Linked DNA regions of Homo sapiens: region 2 is linked to region 1. The links are chromatin loops, found by intact Hi-C in ENCODE. Cell type or tissue: Calu3. All regions are shown on one strand.

Region 1 (2,500 bases):
AGGCTGAGGCGGGCATATCACCTGAGGGCGGGACTTCAAGACCAGCACAACCAACACGGCCGAAACCCCGTCTCTACTAAAAATACAAAAATTAGCCGGGTGTGGTAGCACATGCCTAAAATCCCAGCTACTTGGGAGGCTGAGGCAGGAGAATCATTTGAACCCAGGAAGCAGAGTTTGCAGTTGAGCCAAGGTTGCAGTGAGTCGAGATAGCACCACTGCACTCCTGCCTGGGCAACAGAGTGAGAGTCTGTCTCAAAAAAAAAAAAGGAAAGACACCAATAAATAATGAGGTGGAAACCAATCTGTGGCTTCGAGGGCTGTAACGCAGTATATGTAGTACTGCTTCCCGTTTGATTTGAAGGAAAAAAAGTACAGTAGTTCCACTCCCTTTTTCCCCTCCAATCCTGGAAACAAGGTCTGGCTCTGACTTTTACTTGCTCTTTAATCTCTTTTCTGTTTAGAGACCAAATGTAAACTCTGTACAGTTCTAAGAATAAAACTGTGTATAAATATGATAGATCACCATGCTGCTAAGGAAAATGTCTTTAAAAATAATAGTTTTGGTGGAAAATTTGAAGACGTAATCCTGTTACTTGACATACCCCTGATATGATAAAAATTCACCTTACTGAAAGACCATGAGTCCAGCTGTAAATTCATGTGTAGTGCCACCCATCTGTGACTGCTCAGTCATTGCTCATTTCAGGCCTGCCTGAAAGCATTCACGTGCTCAGCATTGTGTATGACTGAGCATTATAGTAGCTGAAGACAAGCTAGTGGAATGAGCCAGTCATTTCTAATTAGCAAAGTTTTGATATGTTAAATAAAAAGATAGTTTATGTCTAGAATGATCCTCCTGGAATATTTGACTGGAACTTGCTTTGCACCTCTGAATTTTGAAAGCAAATCTTGAAAAACCTTTTTACTTTAACAACTTTTAGTCTTGTAGAAAGAAATAGACATTAGGATAGTTTACAGATTTTAAAGTTAATCCTATAAAATTGGTGTGTTGCAGTATTTCTTGCATAAGCCAGCAATAAAAATAAGACTTTTGCTCTCTCTGACCTAGAGTGCATCTTTATTTATTTATTGCAGAGAAGAGTGGCTTCAGGTTGCTCCTTTATGGGCTAGCCAGGTGCTTTATTTCCATTCCTCTTAAACAGATAAATTCTTAATAATGAGCAGTATGTGGGGAATACGTGGGTAGGGAGTTTTATCTTATATCCTAAGCATGGATGAAAATAAATGGACTCTGAATGATTGCCTTTACCACAAGAACACAGCTTTAGATCATGAGAACACCAATGTTACCAAACTTTGTACTGTAAAACACCATTTGAAATGTGATAACAAAACCCTGTCATATATGTAGTGCTCAATACTGAATCTCAGGTGGCCCTCACTTTGGGATAGATCAAGAGATAAGGTTTTATTAGTTTGTGTTGCGGATATATTTCAGTTGATATACTGAAAATACTGGGAAGTGAGTTAACTGGTGAATGATCTCAATTCTAGTTTATCATGTCCGGAAAGGAGGTAAAACAGAAGCTGATATTACTTTCTGTGGATTCTAATTAGGAACATAAGATTAGCGTATACCTGGTTTAATTAATTTTTTTTGACTTACCGAAATATTTTTTCCTTTTTAAAAAAATGTAAATTCCCAAAGACTGAAAAGTTCATTTTTCTTCTTGGTTATCTTAGGAATTTTCACGCTTTTGGAATTGTCATTATCTTGGAGATTGTACAACAGTTTCTGGTAACTGAATATCACCAGTTAAACTTAATATAAGATTAGCTCACTTAATTTAGTATGTAATTTTAAAATTCAGGAGGATACCAGTAATGACTAATTCTTTTTGTTAGCTTAACACATATTAAATGAGTACATTTTGTTTGGGATCCCGATCCTAGAAATTTACAGTTTTCAACTGCTATACGCTGTAATGATCACTTTGTGAATTGTGTAACTCATTGTTGAAGAAACAAAGGATTTGCATTGTTTACTCTTAAAAATACGAGCAAACTTATGGTCATCCTGTAATAACAGAGCATTCTTGTGTGCTTTCTTCGTTGGAGGAGGTGACAAAGTCATTTTCTAAACCTGGGCTTGCTGTTTAGCAGAGTTTCTGTATTTTTCCTTGTTAATGTTTTTAAATGTTTGAATTGAATCTGGATACATTGATGTAAGTGTTTTCTGCATATGTTTGGTATCAATATCTCAATAGGAGGGAGACATTAAGAATTATAAAGTAATTGGCTTATATGCTTAACAGCTCCTTGAATATACTGACAAGGCAAATGAACACTATACTAGCTGTTACTGTTACATTTAGGGTTCAAGAAGCTGTGAAATATGTAACAATTTGGATTCCTAAAGCGGAATTTTACATTCAGCAGATATTTGTTGGTTACCTCGTGTGTACCAATCACTGTTGTAGGTGCTGGAGATGCAGCAGTGAACACATCTCTGTACTGATAGGGCATTTTAATGGTG
Region 2 (2,500 bases), 140 kb after region 1:
CACCCTGCAAACCCCTATCCCTCCGGGCCGGAACACCCCAGCTCTACGGCTGAGGGTGCAGGGGCGCCGAGGGCTGGGCGCCCGGGAGTTCCACAGCTCCCTGCACTTGATGATCTTCTGCAGTTATTCCAGAAGTAAACCGCCGCCTCCTTCATTTTTGCTTTGTTACGGGGTCTGGGCTCTGTCGCCCAGGCTGGAGTGCAGTGGCGCGATCTCGGCTTACTGCAGCCTCGACCGTCCTGGGCGCAGGTGATCTTCCCACCTCAGCCTCCCCGAAGTGCTGGGACCACAGGCGCGCGCCACTATGCCAGGCTAATTCTTAAATTTATTGTAGAGATGGTGGGCGGGGGGTGGGGGGGCGTCTTACTATGTTGCCAAGGCAGGTCTCGAACTCCTGGGCTCCAGCGATCCTCCCGCCTCGGCCTCCCTGGGTGCCAGCCGCCTCCCTATTTGCTGTCTGGGGCTTTGCCTTCTGGCGGGCTCCGTAGCAGTGACCGGCCCCTCGCTGCGGGTGGACATGCTCGTGCGAGTCGCGCGGGCTCGCGGCGGCCAGGAGCCTGTGGGACGCTGCGTGGGAGTTCCCATCCCGCGGTCCCAGGACCCCCGGCAGCAGCTGCCACGCTCAGGGCGGAAAGTGCCTGGGTGGCCAAAGCGGGGGCCTGGGGAGAGAGCCAGCCCCGGGAGGACGGCACTGCAGAGGCGGCCAGGAGGCAGGGGAGGCTCGGCGACCCTGGCAGGCGCTGCGGGACGCCGAGGACTGGGGCGGCGTGCTGGAGATCCGCGGCCAACCGTGGGGTGAGCAAGGGAGGAGGGGAGGGAGCGGCCGAGGGGCCCAGAGCTGCAGCAGGAGGTCGGGGAGCGAAGGGCAGGCGCGCCCAGGCCCCGGCGGGGGAGGGGAGGTTCTGAGTCCGGGGTGGCGGAGAGGGGAAGCCAGCGGGGCTGGCGGAGGGGCGGATCCCACGGGAAGGGGCGGGGAGCGCCGGGGACTAGGGGCGAGGAGGCCGCGGGACTGGGCGGAGCAGGGGCGCCACAGGTGCGGGGCGCTAGTGCGAGAGGCGGAGGCAGCGGGGAAGGAAGGGAGGCCGGCAGGGGGAAGCCCGCCCCTTCCTCCGCGCCCCCTCCTCCCTCTCCTCCCTCCCCCTTTTCCCTCCTTCCCTCCTCCACACCCCCTCCTTCCCTCCGCCCCCCCGGCATGCCTCCTTTTCCCTAGGGAAAAGTGCCCGTTCTTTTACTCTCCCTTCCATCCCTCGATATTCTTAATCCCTCAGGCGGCTGGTCTCACAGGAATTTAAAGAAAGAAAAAATCTGATTAAAAGTCTGTGCTCAAGCCGGGCGCGGTGGCTCACGCCTGTAATCCCGGCACTTTGGGAGGCCGAGGCGGGCGGATCACGAGGTCAGGGGTTCGAGAACATCCTGGCCAACATGGTGAAACCCCGTCTCAACTAAAAATACAAAAATTAGCTGGGCATGGTGGCGGGCACCTGTAGTCCCAGCTACTCGGGAGGCTGAGGCAGGAGAATCGCTTGAGCCTGGAAGGCAGATGTTGCAGTGAGCTGAGATTGCGCCACTGCACTCCAGCCTGGGCGACAGAATGAGACTGTGTCTGAAAACAAAAACAAAAACAAAAAAAACAACTCTGCCCATCAGGCAGCAGGACAGGGTGGAGCGTTTGCTGCTTCTGGCTGGGGTAGCGAGGAGTTGATACAGGCTTCCTGGTCCCCTGGGGCACAGGACTTGACTGCTGGCAAAGCCCCCCCCCCCCCCCATCCTCTGCAGGCTGGGGAAGGGCTGAGTCCCACACACCCTGGGAGGCAGGAAGTATCCCAGGACACATTTCCTCAGTCACCCTCCTACCTGATCCACTAGAGAAATGGGGAAGGGGGACCACACACTCTGGTTTCTCCAGATTTCCTGGATTGCCCTGAACACACACACAGCAACAGGACGGGTACTCAAAGGCTACCACATCCCAAACTCAACCTTCAGAGAAATGGTAGATCTGCCTTTGCAAAATTATAACAGACAACTATGACAGTGAAAGAGATCTCACCTAACTGACTCCATCTTGCTTCCAACCCCCAAGCTGTCCTTGTCATTCCTGGGCATGAACTAACTTTGGGAGGAACTTGGTTTATTGTTTTGCTTTGAAACAAAAACAATAACAGCCCTTTCCCAAAACAAACTCCCTTCTTGCCTGGGGACTACACTGCCTTTGCAGGACTAACAAATTAGCTGTAAGGTTAGAAATTAGGGTTTAGGAGTCATGCATCTGGAGACTCCAAGATTCTGAGCCATCCCAAATTGCTCCTGAGAATAAACTCACTATGGTAAGGCCTAAGATCAGTGCTTGAGATGATTTGTAGACCCTGCACATGATGATCGATGATCAGCTGGCACCACATGGGATCCTGTGGCCTCTACCCAGGAACTGATTCAGCAAAAGAGGACAGCTTCGACTTTCCGTGATTTTGTCAGAGGTGTTTGAACCACAGCGACTCCA

The links. A loop is a pair of places that touch in the nucleus more often than their neighbours do. Peaks named below come from ENCODE experiments on the same cell type or tissue, not always from the same donor. Only the 100,000 strongest peaks of a DNase experiment are listed, where the experiment ranks them.
Region 2: a loop joins it to region 1, with 4 times the contacts of the local background. A loop is called at or near these places in 7 of 110 quality-filtered maps.

The regions. Positions count from the first base shown.
Region 1 is chr15:29,813,786-29,816,285 of GRCh38, reverse strand. All of the region lies in intron 1 of TJP1 (tight junction protein 1), which reads left to right. Among named protein-coding and RNA genes, the nearest start is that of TJP1, 7.4 kb to the left of the region's middle. In Calu3, no CTCF peak of the experiment used is centred here; no DNase peak of the experiment used is centred here.
Region 2 is chr15:29,673,394-29,675,893 of GRCh38, reverse strand. It overlaps LCIIAR (lung cancer immune cell infiltration associated lncRNA), which reads right to left and starts at 959. Exons shown (of 2, transcript NR_135221.1): 1 at 368-959. It also overlaps a transcript of ENTREP2 not described here. RefSeq lists enhancers at 1-15, 16-546. In Calu3, no CTCF peak of the experiment used is centred here; a DNase peak (open chromatin) is centred at 953.